2 separate regions of the Homo sapiens genome follow, and region 1 is linked to region 2. Evidence: read pairs that join two places in POLR2A ChIA-PET (ENCODE). Cell type or tissue: GM12878. All regions are shown on one strand. Each heading gives the region's core, and the rest is flanking DNA. Links, peaks and the distances in the headings are about the cores only. Region 1 overlaps PRKG1 (protein kinase cGMP-dependent 1). Region 2 overlaps PRKG1 (protein kinase cGMP-dependent 1).

Region 1 (15,981 bases), core at 5,168-10,167, 70 kb after region 2:
CCCCAAATTCTGATGATAGTCCTTTCCTAAATGAACACTCCTCAAGTGACCCTAATGCAAGAGAGCTGTTTCTTCTTGGATTCTCTACGTGTTATTTAACAATATAAGTCGGGTAAAAGAAAGCCTACAAAACACTAGGGACATACAAAAGAAAGAAGGATCGCCTCTTCTGAATAGTAAGTATCAGGACACACAGCTCAAAGTGGTGGCATGTGGGCTAACACTTGAAGGATCAGAAAATTTATGAGGTGAAAAATACGGGAAAAAGCATACAGAGTGGGAGGAAACACACTTGCCAGAATCACAGAGGTTGTAAATTCAATAGCTAGTTCTGGGAATAGTTAAGGATGTGTGGTTGAAGCCTAATATGTGTGAAAGGAAAGGATGGGAGACATAAAGATGACAGCAGCAAAACTAGTGTGTATCTTTTCTACCAAGATCTCTGTGCCTAGCACAAACATGATGTTCAATAACAGTTTGCTAAGAAAATAGGTAAATCAATAAATACAAAAGTAGACAGGAGGCAGATTATGAAGGGTTTGAATGCTAAGGAATTTGTACTTCACAGCTAAAATGATAGAGACATAGAAAATGATTTTGAATAGGGGCTTGATGCATTGTAATATTCTTCCTTTCAGTTATCAGTACATTTATTGTCTCCCTTACCAGATTGTAACCATGTTGAAGGCAGGAAACAAGTCTTATTGATCTATATACCCCCATTATCTCTGAATGAAAGGATTCATACATTGTTGGCACCCAAAATCTGCTTGCTGAATTATTGCAAGTATAAATTACATGCTTGGAGTTTTCATAGCATGTGCATTTTATTTTAACCATTTTTATTAGAGCTTTTAAAATGAAACCATACTGATTTTATCTCAAACATTGATTTAAACATGATACAACTGAAAGCAGAAACACAATGCCACTGATGGGTTTAATATGCTGCCTACTGAAATATCATTTGTTCTTTTATTAATCATCGATCCACAGAAGGCCTCAACTTGGAAGATGATTGACTACAGCTCAGAGATTCTCTTGAGGGTTTTAGGGAAAGATTTGGCTCTTTCTGTAAATATTTATTGCCATAATCAGTAGTTTGATGGGGCCACTAATGAACATTCTGTCCTTAAGAATGAAAAGGATCACTTTTCATCAGAAATATCCCTCACTATTTTCACTAATCTTTATCTTAAATCTCTAAGAGTGACAAACTGTTCAATTTTTCCATGGGTATGAATTAATTTAAAACTAAGTGTATTGGCTCAGACTTGCTAATAAGTATAAAAAATATTTTAGGACAGGCATGGTGGCTCATGCCTGTAATCCCAGCACTTTGGGAGGCCGAGGTGGGTGGATCACCTGAGATCAGGAGTTCTAGACCAGCCTGGCCAAACTCCATCTCAACTACAAATACATAAGTTAGCCGGGCGTGGTGGCAGTTGCCTGTAATCCCAGCTACTCAGGGGGCCGAGGCAGGAGAATCACTTGAACCTGGGTGGCGGAGGTTGCAGTGAGCCGAGATTGTGCCGTCACACTCCAGCCTAGGGGACAAGAGTGAGACTTTGACTCAAAAAAATAAAATAAAAATTAAAGCAGGAAAATGTAATATATCAAAGCCATGTATTTTTATTTGTGTTTGTTCATTTATTAACCTGTCATTAGTAAATGCTATGGAATAAATGCCTGTGTCTCTCCAAAATTTACATGCTGAAATCTAATCTCCAATATGATAGTGCATAGAGGTGGGGTCTTTGAGAGCTAATTGGGTCATGGGAGTGGAGCCCTTGTGAATGGATTTAGTGACCTTATAAGAAGAGGCAGGGGAGCCAGCTTGCTCTATTTCTGCCATGTGAGGATACAACAGAAGCTGTGGGTCTGCAACCTGCAAGAGTCCTCACCAGAACCCAACCTTGCTGGCACCCTGATATCAGACTTCCAGCCTCCACAACTGTGAGAAATAAATGTCTGTTGTGTATAAGCTATCCAGTCTACAGTACTTTGTTATAATACCCCAAACTGACAGACAGCAAGTGAACAAGTTTCTATTTGTAAGAATATACTAATGTACTTCAAAGTTATTTCCTTATGTAGGCAGGTCTTTTTTAACAGCTACTGACTGAACATCTACTGTTTTCTGTGAGCTATTAGAGGTGTTATGAGGGATTCTGTAGCAGATGCTATTGGTGCCCTCCCTGGACCTTCTCTACTAGGTGGGTACACCTGCCTCCCAGCTGTTGTGGGTGTTGATTGTTAAAGGTTCACACCTACACTCTTCCTCAAAGCGTTATCTATGGCCAGTGGGAGGTGCCCAGCCCAGAGATGCATGGGAAGTTATACTCCTCTACACAGATGATCCATGGGCAATGACTGACTGATGTAATGTGTAACAGCCCAGCTTTCTCACACTTGAGAGAAAATGTCTAGGTGCAGTCTATGCTGTAGAGCTCTAATGGGATCAGGCTGAATATAGACTCCTCTTGGGCCTCAATCTTTGCCTGCCATCCTCCACCATTCTATCCTGCTATCCTCCACCGTTCTATCCTGCTTTTCTCACTCCCCAGAAGATTTCTCCTGAGAACACTGCTTCAGTAAATCTCCTGCAAGAATTCCTATCTCAGGCTTTGCCTCAAGAAAACCCCATTTTAGACAGATATACACACACACAAAAAAAGACATAGACTCTTCTAAAGGAATGCGTAGTCTAACAGTGGAATATGTTTGTAAATAATTTCAACTAGAATATAGAGTGAGTTAAAAGAAATACAAGGGTAGTTTATGGGGTTTAAACAAAGAAATTCTTCACATAGATTATGGATAAGATGAGAAATCCTTGAAGTAAGATGATTTGAGATTCGTTTGAGAATTGCAAGTAGGCCACTTTGTCTGGGAAAGAAGTGGAAGGTTATGATGGAGCCATAATGTGGCATGCCTTGAAAGCTAGGATAAGGTGTTTATTTTTAATTTGAAAGCAATGGAAAGCCATTGAGTATTTTTTGAGCATCACATTGATTCTGTTGGAACTGGGCTTCTGAAGATATATCTGGCTGACTATATAGAATAAATATTAGTGGCAGAAAATGAGAGTTGGAGAGACCAGTAAGAAAGCTAATAGACAAACGAGAAACAATGATGTCAACGGGGTGAGATATAAATGTGAGGGACATTTTAGGAGTAGAACTCATAAGACTTGGCAAGTTATTGAATACAGAGGGAGAGAGAGAGAGAGAGAACAGTGTCTCAAGGATCTTGGGCCTACTTAAATGGTCACTTATTAATGCCTTCCCCAAAGTGGAATTGTTGCACTGAAGGATATACGTATTAAACATTCTGTTATAAAATGCACACACTGAGTTTTGTCCCTTTTCAAACATTGGTGACAATTTAATGGCAGGAATGATATTGTTATTTTCATTCATTCTGAAAATTATGAATAAAAGGAAACACATTAATGTGTTTTGTTGACTATACCCATCATGGCATTCCTTCTGTTATATTTTCGTCTCTCCTTGAGTAAATTCTTGCTCTACATGGTTTGATGCTGTGTTATGAGGACCATGATGACTTATGACAGTTTGAGACCCATTCAGACTATTTTCTGACTAAAAACCAAGAGGAAATGGAATTCCCAAATGGAATTTTCTAGGCAATTGAGGGCACAGCTGGATGTGCTGCAATGCTAAACAAAAGCCTCCCCTGTAATACCCTCAAACAGCACTGTGGAAAGGCTTTGGGTGAAAAGACCTGCGCTTGAATCCTGGCTCCACCAACAGAGAGTTGCACACATTTGGACAAATATCTTAAGCTCTCTAGGCCTCAGTTTTCAAATCTGTAAGGCAATATTTTCTTCAAAGAGTTGTTCTGAGGGACAATTGAAATGATGTGAGTAATTTTCTTTAAACTTACAAAATGAATGTTAGTAGACTTTACTCTTGCTGATATTTCCTCCTCAGGGACAAAACCTTTCTTTTTCTTATATTTCTTTTCTTCAGCATCTTTCCTGTTACACAGTAACTCTTCATTAAAGTCTCTCATATGGATGGATGAATGAATTTTTGCCTAGGGTGATATAAGTGACAGTCTGTATACTTCATTCTCCTTTGGCCTTTCTGAAATAAGAAATAGGAAAGAAAAGATTTATTGGAAAGTTTTTTGATATGAAGAACTATTTTCTTCTTCTCCATCTGTTTTGACTTTAGTACCTAGAAACTTATGTATTTCATTTAGGATGAGTGAAATTCATTTCCCCCTCTTTATAAAGGATTGTATTATTTCTGATGGGCCTCTGGATTCTATTATTGTTATTTAAACAACAGTATCCTGTTGAGGTAGTTGCAGCTGGCTTAGCACATGGAAAAACTGTTGTTGCATCTTTTATTTTTACTCTTCGGTATTTCCTGAAAATGATGGGAAGATGAAAAGTGACCTCCTCTTTGGTATTTTTTTTCCATTGGAACAGCTTATTTAGATTATTTGAGTAGACCTCCGTGTGTGTGTGTGTGTGTGTGTGTGTGTGTGTGTACACATTTCTTGTGCTCCCATTTTTTTTCCCATCCTTCAGGAAAGGATTTTGATGCTTGATTACATTTTCCAAATTCTCTAGTATACTTGTTCTATGCTTTTTGTCAGGCCATTTTTAACAGGATCTTTTCATAGTTAGAGAATCTCTCTAGCCTCATAGCTACCCTGCTGCCGGTAGACTAGACAGTTATAATTATTTCCGCAGGTCAAAAACCTGTGGATATTACGGATTGAAAAAATTGCCAGGTGAGTCCAGATTAGAAATTGCCTCTCTAGCTTCAAATGGGGGCTTTTCACCAGACCCCAGATCCCAGGGAACTTTATTATGTGGCAAAACTCCTTAATAGAGTGTCATCCATTGTCCTTGAGGCATAGTGAGATGTGAATGTGCTTGTCTTTCAGTTTGATTTTATCAGTTCATGAAAGCACTGAATAGATCATTTTGGGGCCTGAAGGGATTGGAGCTGAGTTTCTGTCACTTGTAGCTAAGAATATTAGCAAATGCACTGTATGACTCAATGTTGTAACCAAAAGAGGCTATTGCCATTTCTGAGCATGGTGTGTACTTTCCCATGCTGTTGGATTTGCTTAGATTATTGCCTTTCCTACATTATACATTCTCATATTTAACCTGAAATCCTAACTATCCTCAAAATATAGCTCAGATATTATCCCCTCTATTAAACCTTTCTTTGTTTCATAAGGAAGAATTTTCATTTTCTTTTCTTTTTTTTTTTTTTTTTTTTTTTTTTTTTTGAGACAGAGTCTTGCTCTGTTGCCCAGGCGGGAGTGCAGTGGTGCAATCTTGGCTCGCTACCACCTCTGCCTCCCAGGTTCAAGCAATTCTCCTGCCTCAGCTTCCAGAGTAGCTGAGACCACAGGCACTGCCACCATGCCCAGCTAATTTTTCCGTTTTTGTGAGATGGGGTTTCACCATCTCGGCCAGGCTGGTCTCGAACCCCTGACCTCCAGTGATCTGTCTGCCTCGGCCTCCCACAGTGCTGGGATTACATGTGTGACCCACCGTGTCCACCTTGGGAATTTTCATTTTCATCTAGGCTTCATAGCAATTTCCACCCTGCCTCCTGACATTTCGTATGACTTTTCACATTTTGTATTGGGTAATAGGGCTTTTTTTAAACTTTTATTTCTTGAGATAGAGTTTTGCTCGTTGCCCTAGCTGGAGTGCAGTGGTACAGTCTCGGCTCACTGCCACCTCTGCCTCCAGGGTTCAAGTGATTCTCCTGCCTCAGCCTCCTGAGTAGCTGGGACTAGAGGCGCTGCCACCACACTGGCAAATTTTTGTATTTTTAGTAGAGATGGGGTTTCACCATGTTGGCCAGGCTGGTCTCAAGCTCCTGGCCTCAGGTGATCCACCTGCCTCAGCCTCCCAAAGTGCTGGGATTACAGGGAATTATAGGGTTTTATTTTTGCATTTTTAAAAACCTGTTAGATTATAAATCTAGATTTTTCTGTACCCTTCTCACTTAAGTGAGAATTCTCTAGTATACTTGTAAGGGTATACTAAGTGAGAAGGATAAACAGCAAATAGGAGACTGGTAAACATGTGTGGATGGGTGGTTAAATTTTCTGCCTGTAATGAAATTACATTCATAATTTACATTCAAAGTGTTTTAAACAGAAGCAGCAGGGTAAACAGTCAATTTTAGTTTTTCAAAGTTCTGTTTTCTGACTTTTCTTGTATTCGTTCTGGTGAAGGTAGCTTACATGCTTACTTTGTAATTCTGTTTTTAAACACATCATAAACTGTGAGGGGCTACTTGCCTGTCAAGAATGGAGCCATTACCGGCTGGGCGCGGTGGTTCACGGCTGTAATCCCAGCACTTTGGGAGGCCGAGGCGGGTGGATCACGAGGTCAGGAGTTCAAGATCAGCCTGGCCAAGATGGTGAAACCCCGTCTCTACTAAAAATACAAAAAAAATTAGCCAGGCGTGGGGGTGGGCGCCTGTAATCCCAGCTACTTGGGAGGCTGAGGCATAGAATTGCTTAAACCCGGGAGGCGGAGGATGTAGTGAGCCGAGATCGCTCCACTGCACTCCAGCCTGGGTGACAGAGCAAAACTCCATCTAAAAAAAAAAAAAAAAGAATGGAGCCAAAAAAGTATTTTCAGTTTTCTTAAGCCAGAATGAAAACTTAAAACCAATCTTAGGCCAAACATACACTTCCAAAAGATCACACATTGAGCTGTACAGGATTGTGGAAACTAGAGGCCAGCATAGAGCTAGCATCTGTGCCCACTTTTTCTTGGGAAATAGAGATATTGATTCATCTTTGCCTTGATCACTCTTGTGTGACTTTTTCAACTCAGATCATTGTTGCTTAAATTGAGAGCAGCTTTTTCAGAAACTGAAACTCAACTGCAGTTATAGCTTTTTGGCAGGACTTTACTAATTGGGACAGGGAGGCGATCACTTGTTACAACATAAATAGAATCAGAAATCAAGTGATAGTAGTGATAGTATATCATTCATATGATACATTCAGCCTATATATATGTACATGCCAGGAAAGTGTGAAATTTCAGTTTTCTTATTGGAAAATGAATCGTATTTGTTAGTTTTTTTTAAATTGTAGTTTGCAGTTTTTGAGTAATATTTTTGACTGGCTATTTCTTGGTACATTTTATGAAGAACTTACTATTATATATTCTCTTTTTGGTAAGTGAAACAATTTCTGATTTCAATTGCCAGAGAGCCTGAAGTTGACAAGTCAGGCTGGGAATTAGCCAGGGCATGATAACTGGAAGAAGGGATTATGTTCTACATCATTAATATCTGCTTCCAGGCTTTATAATATTATCCAGGCTGCCAGTTTTCTTAAAAGGAAAAAAATTATCTTGATTAACTTTCAGCTGTTTCACCCTTCCTTACGTTCAAGACTTTGGTTTCTCTGAGAAGAAGATTTCAAAGGACCACTCTTATTCACTAAATCTCTTATTATGTACCTGGGTGAATAGAATGAAAAGACGAGAGTGTCTAAGTCCTTCACCAGCATCCCATCCTGCACTGGCTCTGACTGTCTCTCAAGACATGCTTCAGCAAATAACATTTGTGGTTACCTCGCTGGTGCCTGCCTTATTATTATTTTTTTTTAATTCTCTCGGGCTTGTGGAGTTGGTTTTCTTATAGCCATTCCAGAGATCTACTGGAATGCATTCAACTCCACTCAGGCACCAGGATTCAGCTCTGAAAAGTGTACAGCTTCCCATTCTCACAATATACTGCCCCCATTTCCTCTACTTGTGATGATCCAAACGTTCCTTTAGATTTACTTTCCTGGCAGATTACAAGTAAGTGGAAGCCAATGGCAACTTTATAACGTTTTTCTACTTTCTGGAACTCTTAAAGAAAATGTGTAGGGTTCTCTCTAATTCTACTACTTGGTTGTTTTCAGTACTGTCTTATATTCCTACCTCCATAAACCTCAGTCAGAAGTAATTTCTCTCTTCTAATAAATTTACTATTTCTTCCTTGCATGATAGTTACAGTGTAGACATCTTATCTGAGTCCTCTCTTCAAAGGTAAGTTTTTAAAGGGACTATTTCTTATTCATGGTGTTATTATTAACTGAATGTCTTTGATGCAGTAGGGACTCTGTCTTTGTTGAATGCAGTTTAACTTCCATTAAAACAAAACATGCTCTTCCTTTTCTTTCACTCTGCCCAAAGTGTCAATTACCTAGGTAAAAAATAGTTTAAATGTATGTTATTGTTTCTTCCACTAAAGAAGTAGAAGGTACAGTCTTTGTCCATTAAAACTCCACTGGTAGAAAAATAAGCTAACTGTGGAGTGTGTTTATATGGAGTTTTTATATGTGTAGATGATGAAAGAATAATAAGAACAAAATGTTAGCACAAAATGTGATACCGGTTATGTAATATTTGGTAATTCCAATATGGTAAAATTGTTATGGTTTAGGAAAGTTGAGGAAGGAACCAGGATACTACTAAGGAAGTTCAGGTTCTGGGGATTCATACTGCATAATATTCTAATTTTTCCCAAGTAGACCTGGACTGAGGATTAGGTAAGCACAGCCCCATTGTTACCAGTTGGTATGTAGGAATGCATGTTCTTAGCAAGACATGAAGCTTCCTTTCTGTAATATTAAGGATGAAAAGGGTTAGGGGAGTTCAGAAATGAGAGAGAAGCCACTTATTTCCTTGGATAATGGGAAGGGGACTTCAAAATGCAAAAGGCTTAGTGGAGTTTGATTTGAGAAGGTACCAAAAAGAAATTGATCATGTTCAGAGTACAGAGGATGAAAGGGAAGAAAATCAGGGAAGGTCCTGGAGCTGGGCCAGTGGGATTTTTGCCATCACAATTCTGGACATGTTCTGCTGGTGATGCCTTTGACATGTGTTAGTATTTTGACATGTTGGGAAATACTCCTAGGATTTTAGATTCTCACTACCTGCCTCGAATGGAATAGGACTATCATGTAGAAAATTAGGAAGGGATTGTGTCTTCATTTTGACATTAAATGATGGACTTTCCCTTTTGTGTTCTCATCAATTTATTTCTCTCCTGAAAGCATTTTGTGACTTATAAACACTGCAGAGTTTACTAGGTATGGGTGCAATGATGCAGGCAGATTTATAAAATGGGTCTTAAAAATCAACTAACTAGAAGCCCCTCCAGCAATGGAAAATTTTGGTTTTCTTAAGCCACCCATGATATATTCACTTTCAGGTTTCTGTGTTTATGTGGAAGAGAGAAACAGAAAGATATTGTTTTGACTAGTGTTGGCAAATGGACAAAAGCTGGTTTTTTTTTGTCTGAAACGTTTTCCTTTTCTCCTGTAAAGTGTGCAGAAATGTATTCCTTTATTGGTGTAAGAGTGTACAGATATTCATTGACCTCATACCGATCGCTTAACTGACAACCTCATCCAGTCCACACTGTAATTCCTGTCCCCAGGCATTTATGGGACTGCCCAGGCTTGAATCCAGTGAACAGATAAGTATTTGGAATAAAACATCATGACTTAAACTGAAGCATTAGTTTCCACCTGGTAAAAGTAAAATAATATAATGTGTAAGAACTGTTCACTCATTAAGGTAGTTTCAGATTGTATACACAAAGACAGTGTTGATTGTCCTATTTTCTTTCTTGTTTTAGTAGTTACTAACATGATTGACAATAAATTAAAACTATTTTTAGTACTTGAAAAAGTAACATGGGTTTAATTTTTTTATTCATATCTTATTTTTGGAATATTATTCTTGCTGCATTTTGCCATTTTACTAGGAAGAGATAATTATCACAAAGAGATGGTTGACATTAATAAGGCATGAAAGCAAAACACAAATTAGTATACAAAATTTGGGGCTAGTGCTATATTGTTCTTTCTCTGTATTTTCAAAAGGAACTGAAGTGTTTCCTGAGAACAATTCCCATTGTGCTCATATTCTCTCTGGACATATTCAGGCACAATTTTCATTAAACTTGAAGGCAATTGAAGTGGTTTTTCATACCTATTACTTTTCCTGGACTTAATTGCTTGAGAGCAGTGGAAGTGTGTTCTGACTTTTTCAAATCATACTTTCTTTCTGGCATAGTGTTTGAAAACCTCTTCCCAACCCTTTTTAATGTATCATGCAACAATTTTCTCGCAATAAAAAAATGAGTAGTTAATAGTTGGAAGTAAAGCACTCCTCAGCAAATGTAAAAGAACAGAAATTATAACAAACTGTCTCTCAGACCACAGTGCAATCAAACTAGAACTCAGGATTAAGAAACTCACTCAAAACCACTCAACTGCATGGAAACTGAACAACCTGCTCCTGAATGACTACCGGGTACATAACGAAATGAAGGCAGAAATAAAGGTGTTCTTTGAAACCAACGAGAACAAAGACACAACATACCAGAATCTCTGGGACACATTCAAAGCAGTGTGTAGAGGGAAATTTATAGCACTAAATGCCCACAAGAGAAAGCAGGAAAGATCTAAAATTGACACCCTAACATCACAATTAAAGGAACTAGAGAAGCAAGAGCAAACACATTCAAAAGCTAGCAGAAGGCAAGAAATAACTAAGATCAGAGCAGAACTGAAGGAAATAGAGACACAAAAAACCCTTCAAAAAATCAATGAATCCAGGAGCTGATTTTTTGAAAAGATCAACAAACTTGATAGACCACTAGCAAGACTAATATAGAAGAAAAGACAGAAGAATCAAATAGACGCAATAAAAAATGACAAAGGGGTATCATCACTGATCCCATAGAAATACAAACTACCATCAGAGAATACTGTAAACACCTCTACGCAAATAAACTAGAAAATCTAGAAGAAATGGATAAATTCCTCGACACATACAGTCTCCCAAGACTAAACCAGGAAGAAGTTGAATCTCTGAATAGACCAATAACAGGTCTGAAATTGAGGCAATAATTAATAGCTTACCAACCAAAAAAAGTCCAGGACCAGATGGATTCACAGCCGAATTCTACCAGAGGTACAAGGAGGAGCTGGTACCATTCCTTCTGAAACTATTCTAATCAATGGAAAAAGAGGGAATCCTCCCAAACTCATTTTATAAGGCCAGCATCATCCTGATACCAAAGCCTGGCAGAGACACAACAAAAAAAAGAGAATTTTAGACCAATATCCTTGATGAACACTGATGCAAAAATCCTCAATAAAATACTGGCAAAACGAATCCAGCAACACATCAAAAAGCTTATCCAACATGATCAAGTGGGCTTCATCCCTGGGATGCAAGGCTGGTTCAACATACGAAAATCGATAAACGTAATCCAGCATATAAACAGAACCAACGACAAAAACCACATGACTATCTCAATAGATGCAGAAAAGGCCTTTGACAAAATTCAACAACGCTTCATGCTAAATACTCTCAATAAATTAGGTATTGATGGGACATATCTCAAAATAGTAAGAGCTATCTATGACAAACCTACAGCCAATATCATACTGAATGGACAAAAACTGGAAGCATTCCGTTTGAAAACTGGCACAAGACAGGGATGCCCTCTCTCACCACTCCTATTCAACATAGTGTTGGAAGTTCTGGACAGGGCAGTCAGGCAGGAGAAGGGAATAAAGGGCATTCAATTAGGAAAAGAGGAAGTCAAATTGTCCCTGTTTGCAGATGACATGATTGTATATCTAGAAAACCCCATCGTCTCAGCCTAAAATCTCCTTAAGCTGATAAGCAACTTTAGCAAAGTCTCAGGATACAAAATCAATGTACAAAAATCACAAGCATTCTTATACACCAATAACAGACAAACAGAGAGCCAAATCATGAGTGAGCTCCCATTCACAATTGCTTCAAAGAGAATAAAATACCTAGGAATCCAACTTACGAGGGATGTGAAGGACCTCTTCAAGGAGAATTACAAACCACTGTTCAATGAAATAAAAGAGGATACAAACAAATGGAAGAACATTTCATGCTCATGGATAGGAAGAATCAATATCGTGAAAATGGCCATACTGCCCAAGGTAATTTATAGATTCAATGCCATCCCCATCAAGCTAACAATGACTTTCTTCACAGAATTTAAAAAACTACTTTAAAGTTCATATGGAACCAAAAAAGAGCCTGCATTGCCAAGTCAATCCTAAGCCAAAAGAACAAAGCTGGAGGCATCACACTACCTGACTTCAAACTATACTACAAGGCTACAGTAACCAAAACAGCATGATACTGGTACCAAAACAGAGATATAGACCAATGGAACAGAACAGAGCCCTCAGAAATAATGCCGCATATCTACAACTATCTGATCTTTGACAAACCTGAGAAAAACAAGCAATGGGGAAAGGATTCCCTATTTAATAAATGGTGCTGGGAAAACTGGCTAGCCATATGTAGAAAGCTGAAACTGGATCCCTTCCTTACACCTTATACAAAAATTAATTCAAGATGGATTAAAGACTTACATGTTAGACCTAAAACCATAAAAACCCTAGAAGAAAACTTAGGCAATACCATTCAGGACATAAGCATGGGCAAGGACTTCATATCTAAAACACCAAAAGCAATGGCAACAAAAGCCAAAATTGACAAATGGGATCTAATTAAACTAAAGAGCTTCTGCACAGCAAAAGAAACCACCATCAGAGTGAACAGGCAACCTAGAGAATGGGAGAAAATTTTTGCAACCTACTCATCTGACAAAGGGCTAATATCCAGAATCTACAATGAACCCCAACAAATTTACAAGACAAAAACAAACAACCCCATCAAAAAGTGGGCAAAGGATATGAACAGACACTTGTCAAAAGAAGACATTTATGCAGCCAAAAAACACATGAAAAAATACTCATCATCACTGGCCATCAGAGAAGTGCAAATCAAAACCACAGTGAGATACCATCTCACACCAGTTAGAATGGCGATCATTAACAAGTCAGGAAACAACAGGTGCTGGAGAGGATGTGAAGAAATAGGAACACTTTTACTGTTGGTGGGACTGTAAACTAGTTCAACCATTGTGGAAGTCAGTGTGGCGATTCCTCAGGGATCTAGAACTAGAAATACCATTTGACCCAGCCATGCCATTACTGGGTATATACCCAAAGGATTATAAATCATGCTGCTATAAAGACACATGCACACGTATGTTTATTGCGGCACTATTCACAATAGCAAAGACTTGGAACCAAGCCAAATGTCCAACAGTGATAGACTGGATTAAGAAAATGTGGCACATATACACCATGGAATACTATGCAGCCATAAAAAAGGATTAGTTCATGTCCTTTGTAGGGACATGGATGAAGCTGGAAACCATCATTCTCTAGCAAGCTATCGCAAGGACAAAAAACCAAACACCGCATGTTTTCACTCATAAGTGGGAATTGAACAATGAGAACACATGGACACAGGAAGGGGAACATCACACACCGGGGACTGTTGTGGGGTTGGGGGAGGGGGGAGGTATAGCATTAGGAGATATACCTAATGCTAAATGACCAGTTAATGGGTGCAGCACACCGACATGGCACATGTATACATATGTAACAAACCTGCACGTTGTGCACATGTACCCTAAAACTTAAAGTATAATAATAAAAAAAATGAGTAGTTATATATGTCTTTCTAGCAGTGAGATTTTGCAAAAGACAACTGAAGTATCTCACATGGAGTGACCACTCATTTGGAATTGCTCATTGCCTGGGCAGATGTTAGAAGAATTTGCATTATATTCAATAGCCATGCCTGGTGAAGTCATTGTTGTAATTTGGCTGAAACTAATGCAATATTACTTTAAAATATTATTTTCCTAAAGATAATATAACTTATTTTAAAAAAGACTTAAACTGAATCTTTGGTTCTTCTGAATATTGCATTTTATGAAGTGTGTGGGTGTGTGTGTTTATGTGTGTGTGCAGGGGTGAGAGAGCAAGAGAGAAGTAATTTTTTAAGAAACTGAAAGAATATGTTACAGAATGGGAAGTTGTTTTATTCATGTGTTATTTGATGAGATATTTCTAGCATCTTGAAGATTTATCCATAAGATTTAGAGGCAAAAGAATGGCCTTTTGTTTATAGTTCTCGTTTGGAATCAGATTCATCATTCTTACTTAAACAAAAAGAAAAAAACATATTTACATATTTTCCAAAGTGTAATATTATAGTGAAAAACTTTACAACTGAGTTCAAAAATTTTGTTAGAGAACCTAAAGCACCTAGAGTTATTTCTAATATTAGAAGAATGGAATGTTAGTCTTATGATTCCCCTAAAAGCCCTTTTAAAGATATACAATAGGTGATATTATATATATGTCACCTATGTACACATATGTACATACACATGTATGATTCCTTAATAGCCTCTTTAAAAGGTCTCAGGTTGTCAAAGGAGCACATGAAAAGGTGTTACACTATGGTTTCATAATCCACATGAAGTTTGTCCCTTCAATGATATTTGTCCCCTGACATTTCTGTAGCATGATTGAAATATCTATGTTAGGTTACCAGGGCATGGAGTCAGCAGTATGAATTATCTGTACTTTGTATGGGTACAGATCTTACCTTGCTACTTAATCAGTCAGGATGGACCAAGTGTTGCCACAGAAAAAGAAAAACTCTTTTTTTTTTTGACAGGGTATTGCTCTTTTGCCCAGGCTGGAGCGCAGTGGCATGATCACTGCTCATTGAGGCCTCTCCTGCCTGGGCTCAAATGATTCTCCCACCTCTACTTCCTATCTGGGGCCAGAGTCGCTTGCCACACCCCCAGCTATATTTTTTTTTATTTTGTAGAGACGGTGTCTCATTATGTTGCCCAGTCTGATCTCAAACCGCTGAGCTCAAGCAGTCCTCCCGCTTGGCCTGCCAAAGTGCTGGGATTACAGGTTTGAACCACCACAATCAGGCCCGGAGAACAGCTGTCAAATATCAATGAACTAACAGCAAAGCTTTGTTTTTACAATCACTTTACATGAGCACGTGGATTGGCAGGGGACCTCTGCCCAATATCTTTACACAGAAACCCACAGAAGACTCACTCTTGACACATGTTTGCAAATCACCACTGAACGGAAAATGAAAGATTGTCACTTGCTCTTTGAAATTTTCTTTTAAGTGACCTTGTCACTTCTACCCTCAACTCATTGGCTGAAGCAAGTTACAGCGTGGGCGGCTAACTTCAAAAGGTCAGGGACAGCAATCCTATCATGTTTCCAAAAAGAGAAAACAATGCGAATCATCTAATGCCAATCAGAACTACCATAAATGATTAGACTGATCCCAGGAGGGAAAGGGTTAGTGTAAATTCATTACTGTTGTTTAAAAAGATGCTCGACAGCACATTTGCTGCTAATTAATGGTGTCATGTTTGAAGAAAGAATCCGCAAATGCTTATTTTTAATAATTGAAAAATAAGGAGAGCTTTTTCTTTGATCGTGAATTAGTCTGTGCAGTTGGATGATAAATTACAAGTGATTACAACTACCACTTATGCTGCTAAATTATAGCTCTTCAGCATTGTTAGAAACAAAAAGGAAAGCTGGTCTCCATGGAGGTCATATACATATTTTCTTAGGAGGAGTGAGAACAGGTGTTGAAATTTAAATGGTAAGAACCTTAAGTTCATAGGGAAGACAGCTGAATAGAAACTGAGGGGCAAGCTTGGGGAGCCCTGTGGGATTTTTGCAGGGGGCATGGAGGAGGAAGGGAGTAGAAGAATGCTGGCATTTGTTTATTCATGGTAAGAGGTGCTTTGGTCAAGAAGGGATGAAAATGTTTTCATGTTTATAAAACAGTCATTGATCAACATTCTTTGTCTCTCCCTCTCCATCCCTCTCTTCTTCCCTTCCACCTTCCACTTCTTTCTTTCACCAGTATGACAAAAACTTGGTAGCCTACCATTCTGGATTCTGTCTATAGAACTGGAAATTCCTCTATATACAGAACTTACATTCTAGTAGTTATAACAGTGATAGGTGTATGTAGAAAAC
Region 2 (15,981 bases), core at 6,679-11,678:
GCTATTCTAATGTTTTAAGAATACGTTCATTATTTTTATCAGTATTTTTGTGTGGGACATTAAAATTAAGTGAATTTCCATTTGCCCTCTTTGTCATAAGTTAATCCATCTACTTTGCATCTGTGGCTTTGCTTTGAAAAACTAATGTTGTGTAGCTTTTAACTCCTAATTTACAAAGTAAAGGAAAAAAATAAAATGTATGGCAGCAACGTGACCTCTAGGCTGAACAGATTTCAAGATGAAATGCCTAGTATCTATTTACACTTAGACCAGGGTAAGTGGAATTGCAAATCAAATGCATCTAGTTTTCCAAAGTCTGATAAAGAGCCTTTTGTAGAATCTTACTTTTAATTGCCATAGGAATACATTATACATTTGGAGTAATTAAAATTAAATACTTGGTAATTAGAAGTTAGATTTTATTGCTTATGTAGTAAGAAACATACACAGATGCTTAAGAGAGTAAAAATTTAATATTCATGTCTCAAGCTTAGCATTAATAACCATCGATTTGGCAACAAAGACGTTAATTCGATGAAAGTTTATGCCAGTACAATGAAAACAAATATATTTTAATGATAGTAATTTTTAGTTACTTGTAATGATGGCCTGCAAGAAGACATCTTACTTCAGAGTTTTAATGTGACTCCTACTCTTGCCTCTTGGCTATCTGGAATACGGTCTCTGTAAATTTTTCAGGTGATCTAATGATGATGATGATATTGACATATTATGTTTGTAAGCACTTTGTCTTTTGACATGCTTTTATATGCGTCATCTCAGTATCTTTATCACCACCTCCAAGTTTTTCACAACAGGAAAACACAATAGAAGACATAAACAGGGCCGGGTGTGGTGGCTCATGCCTATAAGCTTAGCACTTTGGGAGGTAGAGGCAGATGGATCACATGCGGTCAGGAGTTCAAGACCAGCCTGGCCAACATGACAAAGCCCCATCTCTACTAAAACTATGTAATCCCAGCTACTCGGGAGGCTGAGGCATGATAATCGCTTGAACCCGAGAGGCGGGGGTTGCAGTGAGCCAAGATCGTGCCACCACACTCCAGCCTGTGCGATAGAGTGAGACTCCGTCTCAAATAAATAAATAAACAAAGAAAAAAAAAAAGAAAAAGAAAACATAAACAGGAATATTTCCAACTATCTGCCTGCAAAAGCCTTGAAGTCTAATTTGTGGACAAAACTTTTTCACTTATAGTTAAATTATAAGGTAGAGTCAAGTGAGACAGTTAGACACATCCCCAAGGAAAGAGCTTCATTAAAGTCTTTGGAATTTAAACTTGGATATGACACAAACTAGAGATCTACAAGTCAGATTGGAACCATGCATATATTTTAGTTTCCTAGCAAGGCAGTTGGAAAGCATTGAATTTGATGCCTTTTGGTAGCCACGTTGCCACAATATTCTCCAATCTCTTTTCTCATTTGTGATGACTTCCCTAGCCCTGAAAGAAGGGTCACATTTTTCCCTCACTCCATAGGGCCCTGGTCCTATCAAATTTTATGTGAATAGGGCTTCCAGGAGCCTCAAGGTGTAGGACTTTCCAAAGACAGTGGAGTTTCCTACTGCTGGTGTGGAGGATAGAGAGACCTAGTCTCATTGGGTGCAAACAGGGAAGATTTTAGGGAAGAGATGACTTCTGAGGTGGACCTTCAAGCATGAACTTTATACTAATAGTTTTGCATGGATAGGCTGACATACAGGAAACGACTGGAAAACTGGGGACCTGATTTGTTTAAAACTGAAGTAAATCAGGGCTTTAGTTACACTACTTACTTGCCAATCCAGTTGTTCAAGTCAGAAGCCTATGAATCATCTTAATAAACCTCTTCTCTCCTCCATTCTCTAACAGAGAAGTTAGAGAATGGCTTCCCTTTCTAAATATTTTCCCAGCCTCTATTCTCCATCCTTCCAGACCTCATCATAGTCCAGATCCTAATCATTACATGGCAAGCAATCTGTCTCTCTGACTGTGAGAATCCCTGCCTAAGTGCCTCCATATGTCTCTGTAGCCTACACAATAAAGAGAAACTTCCCTAGCATGACATAAACAGTCTAGTATAGCTCGGCTCCTCCATCTCTCTTCATCATTATTTCTTGGTCTGCTCATTTACTATCAAACTATTTATAGTTCCCTGAATACATCATTTTATTTTATATCCTGTATCTTTAACATATTTCAGAAAAATAAATTCCATCTACTTTTTTTTATTTTATTTTTTGTCATGCATCACCCACTCAATTTTCTGGTTGAACAATAAAATATAAAAAGCTAAATAATCCTAGCACTTTGGGAGGCAAAGGCAGGTGGATCACGAGGTCAGGAATTCAAGACCAGCCTGGCCAAGATGGTGAAACCCCGTCTCTACTAAAAATACAAAATAATCAACCGGGCATGGTGGCAGGCACCTGTAATCCCAGCTACTAGGGAGGCTGAGGCACACATTTGCTTGAACCCGGGAGGCAGAGGTTGCAGTGAGCCGAGATCTGAGATAGCGCCACTGCACTCCAGCCTATGCAACAGAGCGAGACTCCATCTAAACAAAAACAAAAAAAGAAAAAAGAAAAAGAAAAGCTAAATAGTGATTAAACTGGACAAACTGACATTCTACTCAAGGAAATAAAGCTGTGCAGGATGAAAATGAGTTTTATTAAAGTCCAAATATTTATTATATGCCATATTAAACAGTAAATAGTCAAAGCATTTATTTCTTTTTAGTAACAATTAATGTTCCTGGTAGATTTTCCCATCCTCTGAAATATTTGTATGGCACGTTTTGGTTTGATTTCCTTCATTCATAATTTTAGTTTCCTTCATACTTCTTGATCTTCAAGTATCAAATAATGTTTTGAAGTACAATTAGAAGTATGCAGAATTATTTCATATCTGAGTTAATCTTTCCAACAAATAAATGAAACATCTTATTTTTGTAGAGTTTATTCTACAAAAATATTCTGAGGAAGGCCTCAAAAATCTAATTATCTCATTGTAAAACTCCACATTAACAGTACTACAGATAACTGTTTTAGTTAAAATAGACATATAAATCATTGTTCTTGTAACTTTTGTTTAACCTATTAAAACGGAAGATGATGGGCTGGGAGCGGTGGCTCATGCCTGTAATCCCTGCACTTTGGGAAGCAGAGGTGGGCGGATCACCTGAGGCCAGGAGTTCGAGACCAGCCTGATCAACATGGTGAAACTCCATCTCTATATACATACATACATACGTGCATACATACATACATACATACAGTGGAAGATGAATGTGGAAGGATAAGGTACAGTTTGTTTACTTGTGCACAAGCATTGCAACATCAAGTTGTTTGTCTCCTAGTGGCAGTTAATAGTATATGGTTCTTCATTCCTTTTTCATTCAAACAGCTTTCATTGAGTGCCTACAAATGTGTGATAAGAAGAGCTCAGCTTAGTGTTTAGAGACTTTCTCACGTTATGCAGGCTTCTTACAAGGTTTGGTGGACCTTGAAATCCATTTGCATTTTTTGGAGGGGTGGGGATGGACAGCTCTGGCAGAATTTTTATGCCATAAAAATGGCTGAAGTAAATGTTATCTGTAATTTTTCTCAAGAAATGATTGCTTGATCAAACATACAATAAATAGATTTTTTTACAAAGCTTAAAAGAATCTATTCCCAGCCCACCCCTCTGTCTTAGCTCGGGAAATAAACAAAAATTAAAATTACCTGTAAACCTCAGGTGTGGGTTTGAAGTATTAAAAAAAATGGAAAAATTGAGCTGAAACTTTCTTGCATAGAGAGATATCAGAGGTACGTCTTTCTAATCAAGGACAGACTCTCCATCACTTATCCTGATTTACACTTTTAGTTCTTCTGGGTTTGGGTTTGATTGGGCTGGACAGCTAGTTAGCTGTTGCCTGCCTGAGGCTACTTGCCCTAATGCAGAGAAATTCCTGGTTCTCAGAGTCACAGGCAGAAAAACTTGAAATTATTTATTACTACACCTCATCTCTTTCAATTAAAAATATTAAGACAAATTATAATAAGATATGTCTATTCAATAAGATTAGTAAAAGACACTGAAAAACTTAACAGTCAACATCTTACATGTTACAAATGTCATCATAAGGCTATTTCTTGTGTCTTCCCTACATAAAAGGTTAAACTTTATTATTAAAATGTAGGTTTTTTTGAAGACACTTTATTGGGGTAGCTAGAGTAACTCTGTGAGAGACAGAACTCTGTTTGTCTGATTTAATAAAAAGACAGAGCCTATGCAATCTACAAGTGTTTCTCCAGGAATGATTTATGGACATCAGCACGTACATACCGTATGTATTTTATATATTATATATATTATGTTATATATATATTATATATGTAATATAATATATATATATAAAATTTAAGGTTCTTGTTAAAAAGGCAGATGGTAAAATAGCTAAGTAAATTTCAAATGTCTCTTCACAAAAACTGATAAATAAGTGAAGTAATGGATATGTTAATTAGCTTCATTTAATTATGCCACATCATATACATATGTCAAAACATCAGAGTGTACCCCATAAATGTATATAATTATGATTTGTTAATCAAAAAATGCATATGGTCGAGTACTGGCTGAGATCTACTAAATCCAAATCTCTGGGTTGGAGGCTTGGTGTCTGCATTTTAACTTGTCCAAATGAGCCTTACAATGAAATCTGAGACATAGTTAGGTGGATGGTGAGAAGTACCCTCAGTGATGGCTGTCATATATGGATAATCCTTTCCTAAGATAAATCAGAGTGATGGGGGCCAAAGTGCAAATGTCTTCACTTATCTGAAAGGGAATCTGCATGTGGATGGCAAAACCAACATCCTATACTATACTCCCAATCCCATAAGCACTCCAGCCACACATGCCAATTGTAGCAGCTAGTCTTCACCAGGAATCTTCTTATACCACAACTGTGCCCCTCTTGCAAAGCAGGGTACCTTTTCTCTCCTTTGCCTGATCCACTGCTCTTACAATTTGATGATAACCACCATCAGTTTTGCACTGATCACTCCTAGGCACCTAAACCATTGTTCTATGTATTGTAGTGCAATCCCAGAGATAGGTGTTGTTTTCATGCTCATTTTACAGATAAGAAGACTGAGGCTCAGATAAGCTATGGAATCATGGACAAACATTGAGGAAATAGCAGGAAAAAAGATTCAAACTCAGGTCTTTCTGCAGCCACTCTGCTGGGCTGCTGTCATGCAAACATTTACTGCCTGACTTTCTGGACAAGAGTGTGGAGAGCTTTGATTTCTAAAACTGCAGCACAGCTAATAATGAAAAAAGAGATGGCCTAGTTCTTTATTTCCTTATCCCCTACAAGCTTTTATACATGATTTTAATATCAAAGGGAAGATATTAAATCTCACTCGTGAATTATGATGAACACTAATTCACAGACTAAAAAAATTCTGCATAAATGTGTAGATGTGTATTGTATGCATTTTGTGAAAAAATATATTAAAAAGATAAATGGGAGAGGTGCCAGTACATTGTTAAAGCCTAAAATCAACAACATTGTATCTCTTCTCTTCCTAATTAATTTATTCCTGGATCTTGACATAATAAAACTATGTCTTTTATCTCCCTGCTCCCTCATTTAGAATCTTATTTAAAGTTAACTTATAAGAAAGCAAAACTTAAGAACTCAACATCTTTAAAAGTCTTACAGATCTCAAAACTGAATTCAAAATTTTAATGTTAATTGATTCTAATATCCGCCATTATCAGAAATCTGAATGCATTCTTGTTGCTTCCAAATTTAGAGGTCTAACAACTATTTGTACTTTTAAAAACTTCAATAAATAGGAGTCAAGGATTTAATGTGCCAGATGAGAAATTTTGCAAATCATTATAATTACTGGAATTCCTAAAATCTGTTTGCAGATGTGGGGAGTTTCGTCATTACTTCAGGCAACCTGTATTCTCACTGTGGTTGTAGCATCAATTAACTCTGCTTTCATTAGCTTTCTCATTTTTAAAATCAGGGATTGATTTTAAAATCAGATGATCTCTAACTGATGATCTCTTATAGCTCAAATACCTTTTACTTCTTTGAAAAATGTAGTACTTATTGTGATACCATGCAGTAGTCCTGAAAATGCTTCAAAAGGATTCCAAGTACTTTATGTTACTGTAAACTGCACCATGAATGTGGAAAGTTGAGCACAAATGGCCAAATAATAGTGGAGAAAATAATAGTGAATGTCAACCTTTTGTAGCTCCTTTTCTATCGTAGATTTAATGGAATGTGAGTCTGCAGACTTCACAGAGAACTATTTTTGAACAGAAATATGTATTTGAACCCCTTCCCCTTTCTTAGATATTTGAATGACATTATAGTTGTATCTAAACTACACCGTGGTCTAATTTAACACCTGGAATGGCATACCACTTTCCCTATAGTGTACAATATTTGGTATACCACCACCCTGAAATATTGGCTCATAAACTACTGAAAAAATATTGTTAATCGTAGAAAAGTAGAATATCACCCAATAAACCAGTGTATATACAGCCCAGAGACTCCTTTGGAAAATAATAAAATGGATAAATAATTGGGATTTTAGCAGCAATTTGAATAACTTATTTACTCACTTACTCAACAAATATTTTCTCATCAGACATTCATTCCCTGTCCATGTTGAGTTTGTGGAGCACTTGTGTGAGGGAATATATTGAACAAATAAGTTTAAGTATGATGACTTTTACAAAAGTAGAAGTAGAGGGTGCTGTGAGAACCTAAAAGGAGTTAATTCATCTAATTTGAATGGATGGCTGAATCAGTGGAGGATGTCTGGGAAAACTTTCCCAATTAAGGGATTTTTAGCAGAGATCTGAAAAAATAAGCAGATAATATGCCAAGCAAGATCTGGGAAAACCTTTTTAGGCAGAGAGAATAACTTATTTGACGTTTTTAAAGCAGGAGAGAGTATTCTTTTTGATAAATTAAAAGAGAACTAGTAGAGTTATAGTGCAAATCCAAGAAGGAAAATGGGGCACGGAGTAGACTAGAATTCTGATGGGTATGAAAGTCAATGTAAGAATGATGGACTTATTCAGGGGCACTCAGAAGTTTTAAGAAGGGGTGGGGCAAAAAACCCAGAATATAATCAGAGTTAGTTTTTCTAAATAGTATTTATTTTGAAATAGTTGAATACTCACAAGAATTTGCAAAGAGTAGTTTAGAGAAGGTTTGTGTACCTTTCACCCAGTTTTCCTCAATGATAAGACGGTGCATCAGCATAGTATGGTGTCAAAATCAGGAAATTGATGTTGATTAACCATGGTTAATAACAATGTGATTAACCGTGCTGTAGATGTTATTTGAATTTTTCAGTTTTTACATGCAAAATTTGTTTTGTTTTGGTTTTGGTATTCAAAAGTTCGCTAGAATGTTTTTAAAGGAGTGAAAAGGATTAAATATGGATATTGGGGGAGCAGTTTGTAAAATAAAAAGCAAAGTTGAGTTGATAGATGAAGGTATCCTAACCTAGAAGTGGCATGGACTCAAGAAATATTTAGGAGGTAGCCATGGACACAGGAAGGGGAACATCACACTCTGGGGACTGTTGTGGGGGAAGGGGGGAGGGGGGAGGGATAGCATTAGGAGATATACCTAATGCTAAATGACGAGTTAATGGGTGCAGCACACCAGCATGACACATGTATACATATGTAACTAACCTGCACATTGTGCACATGTACCCTAAAACTTAAAGTATAATAATAATAAAATAAAAAAAATGATCAGTGAGTCTTGGTGAGTGGATATGGGGTGTGAGAGAGGGGATAAGTTCGAAGGTGACCTATGGATTTCTATTTTGAGCAATTGGGTAGGTGGTGATGTTCCCAGTTGAGGTTAAAAGTCCTGGAGGAGAAGCAGATTTGCTGGGAAAGGAAGATGCATTCAGTTGGGACTTCGGTGAGCTTCAGGTACCTATGTAGGCAAGAATGCTTTCTGCCTGGAGCTCTGGAAAAAGCTAGGGTGTGAGATATAGATTTAGTCATCCTCAGCTTATAGATAGTAATTTCAGCGAAATTATCTCAGGAGAATATGTTAAATGAAAAGATTTTAAAAAGTTTAGAATAGAGCCCTGGGATCTAAAAATATTAAGTGGTTTGGGAAGAAGAATGAGCTGGTAAAGAGACTGAGAGGAAATAATGAAGAACATAGAGTTTTTAGTGTGTGTGTGGGAGGGGGGCGGGGGGAGAGAGAGAGAAGAGGAAGGGAGATGAAAATACAGGAGATATATGGAAAAATAGCAAAATTATGTCATATAAGCAAAGTCCTAGTAAGCTCTATCTCTTTTCTTTGATTTCTTCTGAAGTTATAATTGGAAGGTTTCTTGTAGTTCTCTATGTGTGCCATTCTTTTGAAGTTTAGTATTTATAATGTCGCCAACTCAATTTCATGATAAAGTGTGATGTCTTCTGCAACATTATTTACATCTTTCAAAATGTTATTTTGGATTGAGAATACTTGAATATGCCACATTTTAGTAATTATTAATTAATTGTTTCTTTTTTTTTGAGACGGATTTCTCTGTTGCCCACGCTGGAGTGCAGTGGCGCCATCTTGCCTCCTGGGTTCATGCCATTCTCCTGCCTCAGCCTACCCAGTAGCTGGGACTACAGGCGCCCGCCACCATGCCTGGCTAATTTTTTTGTGTTTTTGGTAGAGACGGGGTTTCACCGTGTTAACCAGAATGGTCTTGATCTCCTGACCTCCTGATCCGCCTGCCTCGGCCTCCCAAAGTGCTGGGATTACAGGCGTGAGTACCGCACCCGGCCTAATTAATTATTTCTTAAAGTGAATAGGAACTTAAAAACTATGGCCGTGGGGGCAGGGTGGGGGGCAGGGAGGAGTGGTAAATTGTGCAGAAACGTTTAGGTTTAACAAGATCCAAAATCCTGTAATTAAGGTATATTTTAATTACATATATTTAAGCTATAAATATATGACAGTAAATATACCAACAACTGGATCATACCCCAAGCTAACTGAAATCAAAGTTTCAGGATAAGTCCTGGGCATCTGTATTTTTAAAAATCTCCAATTGACTCTGATGCCTAGTGTGGATTGAGAATGATTGGAACACTTAGTACTATGAGAATCTTAGGGGTGGTGAGAAGGTTCTATACAGCAACTTGAATGCTATGACTCTGTAGAAACCTCACTGATACCAGTATAATGAAAGTCATGTCAAATAAATTTTCTTGAAAGAAAAGAGGTAGCCAGTAAAGAAATAAAGGACAAGAAATTTTGAGTTGACCTACTGAATTTGGAAGTAATCATCACAAATCCCATTGAAAGTTGGAGTGAATGAGGCAGGGGGTTGATTTACGGTAGATTTATGCTATGACGAGCTGAGTGACAAGTTCAGAATGACAAGCTGAAATGTCTCAGAATCATTTCATATTAGATGGGAAGAAAAGGTCACACCAGTTTGAGTAAGTGATAACTGAAGCCTGAAATAAAGCTTTGGTTAAAGGAATGATGCAAGAGAAGGTTGATGATTAAATGTTGTGGGAAGAAACACATGAATTTTGCTAGACATGTGACTGGGGATAATAATAAGCTGAAAGTTACTTTGGGGACTTTCACTAGGAGGGGAGGTTATGTATTGGTGGTTCCAAAAGTAGCTTATTAATTAGAAGTATTTACTTTTTACTTGTAGATTTACTCCTCATTATGTTTTCAAAAGAATGTAAGGTATCTAAGAAGGTCATTTTTAGTGGTTAAAATTATCTATGAACATAAGGAATAAATAATAAACATGAGGATAACTGAGTCAAAAGTGAAATGAGGTAGTCATTTTATTAACTATAAACAGGAGCTTTGCTTTACTGGTATTTAGAATTTCAAAACACTGTATTCAGCACAGAAACCTTAATGATCCTCATGGTGCAGTCATTCTTCTGAATGGTGTCATTTATAATGCAATTCTAAACTTAGGAAATAAATGGAGGGGAGGGTAATGAGGCTTATATGATGCCAAATGAGTCAACATATGATTAATATTGAGTCTCTTTCACGTTCACTATTGCCTGCCTTTCTGCAAAGTGGTTTTTTGTCTGCACTAACTTGGTATGAGAATCAAATCTATTCAATAAATTTCTTGCATGGATTATCCTGTTAGGTTGCTAACAAGTATATTTCCTCAATATTAGTGAATTCTTCTTACTACAAATATGGCAGTCTAATTTTGATTTAGTTCAGGTTGATTGCTATTTTGCTTTGATAAATGAGGAGGAATCCAGTCTTTTTGGACATTGAGTTTTGTTTTTTTTTTTTTTTTTTTTTTTTTTGAGACAGAGTCTTACTCTGTCACCAGGCTGGAGTACAGTGGCATGATCTCGGCTCACTGCAACCTCTGCCTCCCAGGTTCAAACGATTCCCCTGCCTCAGCCTCCCGAGTAGCTGGGATTACAGGCATGCGCCACCATGCCCGGCTAATTTTTTACATTTTTAGTAGAGACGGGGTTTCACCATGTTGGCCAGGATGGTCTTGATCTCCTGACCCCGTTGATCAGTGCTCCTCAGCCTCCAAAGTGCTGGGATTACAGGCATGAGCCACTCCGCCCGGCCACATTTTTTGAACAGGTGATGAGACCTACTCTCCGTGTAAACTTACCACAGTAAGCGTTGTAGACTTTAGTATTTATCTACTTAGTGTGGTATGTGTGTGTTTGTGTATAGTTTTTTAAATGAAGAGCATAGCAGTAAGTCTTTCTAGCTTTCTTTCTGGGTAAGTCTGCTTTCTAGCAAGTTTCAGTTGCTGTGATACCCTTATGCTTAAAGTAATCTGAGAAATAAGACCATGATAAACGCATTTTTAAATGATTTTTAAAAACTAGCACAGTGGAGAGCAGTGTTTATTATTGCTAGACTGAAGCACAATATTCATTTCTAACAAATCATTGGATGACCTCACAGATAGAATAGCCAATGATTTAAAAGTAATCATAGTAGAAAATATGGTTCTGGCAGGAATCCAAAGGATGAGCCATTCCTTCTCCTTGAAATGCTTCCCTCTCACCACCACCCTGATGTCCACTGCCCTGGTTGTCTTTTTGTGTCTCTGCTATTTCTCAGTCTCCTTTGTGGGACCTCTCTCTTGACCCCACCTCTAGGTTTATTTGGTCTTTAAGAACCAGTTACTTGTCTAAGTCTAAACAACCAATGTCTATTCAGTTGCTCAAGCTGGAAACCTGGGGTTGTTTCCTTTTCCCCATCCTTACATTCATTCTACCAGTAAGTCCTATAGCGCCCACTTGCAAAATATACTTTCAAGTTAGTCTCACTTCTATTCCTCTCTGCTGTCACCATCCTAATCTAGGCCATCCTTATGTTTTACTTGAAAATAGTGCAATAGCATCCTTTCTGAGTTTTCCTTCTCCTCTCCTTCCACCTGGAATTGCTCCAGTTTATTCACTGAAATTCTAGAGATGTTTTTTACAATATAGATTATACCATGTCACTCATTATCTTTGCTTTACCCCTTTAACAGCTTTTCATTTCACTAAGAATTCAATTCTTTCTCACCATCTGCAAGACCATGTCTAAAACAGACTCTGCTTATGTCTCGAAATTGACCTGTAGCTATTCTTTCTCTTGATCTAAAGGATCTGGCTCACCAGCTTCCTTCTCCAAACTAGAGCCAGAAAATATTCTGTTCCTTCTGCTTTGAGCACCTTTCCTTTAGATTTCCTATGGGGTGGCTCACTGATCCTTGAGTCTCAGCCTAAATGCTGCATTGTCAAACAGGTCTTCATTTTACATGCTAAGTAGATCTTCCCCTTTATTCTGTATTCAGCACCCTTTCTGTGACCTTTAAAACACTTTCTCTGTCTTAACGATATATTTGTTTGTTTACCTCTGTATTAACAAGAGGTACTACTAAAATTTTAGCTGAGAACACAGATACTGTTTATTTCACTTACCCCCTTACCCCTAATCCCTAGCACAATGTCATATATGAGGTACTCAAAAAATGCTTGTTGAATGAATAAATGAATCAACAGTGTAAGGATCAGGCTGAGCAGACTACTGTGTAAAGGCAAACTGACACACCTGGACCAGCGTGGTTGTTAAGAGGGGGTCTGGGGTGGAAGTTAAATGTTGCATAACCATTATTTTAACTAACATGACTGATTTGTTTCTAAGTTTCCATTGGGAGGATTAGGTGAGATAACATGTGCAAAAATGCCTAAAATGAAAATATCGTATACTCAAAAGGCTGTCTTCTGTGTAGCTCTCCTCCTTGTACTAGACTGTGTGGCCAAGAAAAGTGAGTGTCCTCATAGACTACCTCCCCTTTTCATATCCCTCTCTCCATTCTCTTTGTTTATTCTGGGAAATGACCAAGAACCCTAGAGACTGTGGCAGGGCTGTGTGCAGAGTGTGTGTCCAGCAATTCTTGCACCTCTAATAGCATATTCCTACCTGTGGGTAGGTCATAACCCAACCACTGCATGAAAGAGTCCCCTGAAGTCCTGAGAACTGCTGCGCCAGAAACATTCTGGAATTGCTGCCTTCTGTCTGCCCTCTGAATTCTTTTGTTCCATCCAGCTGCCTCAGGTTGAAGAGCCTATATCTTGGGCTTAGTTTTCATTTGTATGCTTGAACTCCCTTTGGATTAATTCTTTAAACTGTTTCTCTCTAGACCACAGTTTTGCTCAGTGTCCCACAACCTCGGGGACCAACACTCATCCCTCTATACCCTGTCCCTGATTTCTGGAATCTCAGCCTGAAAAAGACCTCAGCATCCACCTTTAACTAGCTGGAGGCCTTCACACAGAGTTACATCATGTGCCTGCCTAGTTAACTGCAGTTCAAGCATACACTGTGCTCTGAATCCCATGTCTTTTGCATTTACTTTTTGTACTCAACCTCCTTGGCTTCACGGCCTGCCTAAACTTCTTTATTGCTTCTCTGTTTCTTTTTGTCCTCCTGTCAGTGATTGTTGTGACCTTATTTTCACAAAGGATACATTTTTAGGGGTGTTTTTCCAGATTGTGGATAACACTTACTTCCATAAATACTATACTTATGTCAGTAGCAACTCTAGGTCACTCTTTAAATCACTTTGTGGATAATTATAGTTGTGTTTTAAAACCGTCAATCACTATTGCCTGCATTTACCTGCAGTGGCTGATTTTGAAGCTAGAATTGTTGTGTTGGAAATATAATAAATATTAACTATTTACTACTGAAAGGGACAAAGTTTTAAAGGACATATGGTACATGATAAATAGTGGATTCAAGTTATAAAATCACATTGATTTATCTTCTTTTTTCTCAACCTTCCTTTCTTCCTACCCCCTCTGTCTCATGCCGTGAAAATCTTAAGGTAGCTAACTCAGATTATAGTGTATGAACCCTTATACTAACATGCTTTAAGGTTACAAATTGTACATATTACATTTCTACTGTAAAGTACTTATATGGAAAGCATTAATGTTTGGTATCTTATATTCAGACTTCTCTGAAATATTATAATTTCTCTGAAATATTATAGGTCATTAGTTACATTAATTACGAAATCTGCCATTTTGCAGTTTTTTGGAATTTTATATTTTATCTTTTAATGGGAGCTTCCTTTTTATTTGAAATTCAAATACAGATCTCCATCCAAATTGATAACAAATTTTGTGTACTTCATTTCTCCTCCATATGTACATATTGAAGTCATCTGAGGCAAGGTATGTAGGAATAAAAGGAGAGAAAAGGAGAAAGAAAGATGTGTGCTCAAGTCAGATAAGAGAAAACAAATGTGAACATGCTGGAATCAAAATAAGTTGAATCCATTGCTGAATTCAAGACGTGTTTCTGTATTGAGATTATCCTTCTGTAAAACCCATAAAGCATGCTCAAACTTCTGTAATGTAGAGAATGAACTAGATCAGAAAGGGGATCTATGAATGAACTATGACAGAATTTTGAACTATAGAATTATTGTGAAATGGCCACAATTCCCTGCTGATAACTATTGCAGTGGATTTGTTGACTCTTTATTCAGGTGAGTTTAAACGTTAAAATGGCCAAAGATATGAGAAAGAGACAGAAAAAGAGAGAAGAAACAGTGAGAAAAAGAGAGATAGGAAGATCCAGACAGAGAGAGACACAGACATAGAGAGAGAGAGAGAGACAGAGATTATGAATGAATGAATATGAATGTGTTTCAAATAAAAGAAGGTTTAAAAAGTGTTTTATTGCAGGCTGATAGTCAGTGGACCTGAGTCCTACTTTAATCTCTCATATGAACTTGGCAGGCATCTAACCTCTTTATACTTTTGTTTCCTTACCTGTCAAATAAGGACAAATAAGGTTCTACCTACTGCATAGGTCTGTGGCAATAATACAATGAAACGTTAGATATGGAAATGTTTTGAAAACATGAAATGCTCTATGTAGATAAAAGTCATATTATCCAAGCATAACATTCTTCTAAAATTTTTTAATTGACAGATAACATCATATGCTTTTATCATGTACAATATGATGTTTTGAAATATATATGCATTTACAATGGTTAAATCTACCTAATTAACAAGTGCATTACTTTACATAGTTATCATTTTTATGGTGAGAATACAACATCCATTGTCCTTACATGTTTCAAGAATACAATATGACATTAACTACAGTTGCCTTGCTGTACAGTAGGTCTCTTGAAATTTATTCTCCCTATTAAACTGTAATTATGTAAACTGTGACCAACATCTCCTAACACCTTTTCCCCCCTAACTATCCCAGCCTTTGGTAACAACCCTCCTCCTCCCTAGTTCTATGAGATCAACTTTTTAAGATTCCACATATGAGTGAGATCGTGTGGTATTCATCTTTTTGTGCTTGGCTTGTTTCACTTAATATAATATCCTCTAGGTTCAACCATGTTGTTGTAAATGGCAGAAATTAATTATTTTTTATGGTTGAGTAATATTCCATTGTGTCTGTATAACACATTTTCTTTATTCATTCATGCATTGATGGACACTTAGGTTGATTCCATAGCTTGGCTATTGCAAATAGTGCTGCAATAAACATGAGGTGCAGATATGTTTTCAAAATACTAATTTAGTTTACTTTGGGTATATACCCAGTAGTGGGATAACATGGTAGTTCTATTTTTAATTTTTTGAGGAATCTTCATACTATTTTCCGTAATGGCTATAGTAATTTATATTCTCACCAACAGTGTGTAAGGATTCCCTTTTCTCCATACCATGTCAACACTTGTTATCTTTTGTCTTTTTGATAATAGCCATTCTAACAGGTGTAAGGTTAGATCTCATGGTTTTGATTTGCATTTTCCTGAAGATGCGTGACACTGAGCATTTTTTATGTACTCATTGGCCATGTTTATTTTATTTTGTTGAGAAGTGTTTATTAAATTCTTTTGCCCATTTCTAAATTGGGTTATTTGGGTTTTTTTTGCTACTGAGTTATTTGAGTTTCTTATTTATTTTGGGTATTAAACCCTGGTCATGTGTATAGGAGGCAAATATTTCTTCCATTCTATAGGTTGTGTCTTCATTCTTTTGATTGTTTCCTTAACTGTAAAGAGGCTTTTTTTGATGTAATCATATTTGTCTATTTTTGTTTTTGCTGCCTGCGATTTTGAGGTTTTATCCAAAAAATCCTTGCCTGGATCAGTGTCATGAAATATTTCCCCTATGTTTTCCTCTAGTAGCTTCATAGTTTTTGGTCTTGCATTTAAGTCTTTAATCCATTTTGAGTTGATTTTTGTTTATGATGAGAGATAAGGGTCTAATTTCATTCTTCTGCAAAAGTGTAACATTCCTACCTTTGAAAAATTAGAGATAAATGAGTGGAACATTTGCTTTTGGATTTTTATAAGTGGAATAATTTATTCAAATTGTCAGTGAAATTAAATATTGTGGGCTTAGAAGTCAAACAGATTTATCTTTAAAT

Evidence for each region. ChIA-PET counts read pairs that join two places held together with the same protein. Peaks named below come from ENCODE experiments on the same cell type or tissue, not always from the same donor. Only the 100,000 strongest peaks of a DNase experiment are listed, where the experiment ranks them.
Region 1: POLR2A ChIA-PET joins it to region 2 with 6 read pairs; 2 of 35 experiments call an interaction of 5 or more read pairs at or near these places.

The regions. Positions count from the first base shown.
Region 1 is chr10:51,199,878-51,215,858 of GRCh38, forward strand. All of the region lies in intron 2 of PRKG1 (protein kinase cGMP-dependent 1), which reads left to right. Among named protein-coding and RNA genes, the nearest start is that of MIR605, 92 kb to the right of the region's middle. In GM12878, for the core only: no CTCF peak of the experiment used is centred there; no DNase peak of the experiment used is centred there.
Region 2 is chr10:51,128,350-51,144,330 of GRCh38, forward strand. All of the region lies in intron 1 of PRKG1 (protein kinase cGMP-dependent 1), which reads left to right. Among named protein-coding and RNA genes, the nearest start is that of PRKG1, 62 kb to the left of the region's middle. In GM12878, for the core only: no CTCF peak of the experiment used is centred there; a DNase peak (open chromatin) is centred at 9,584.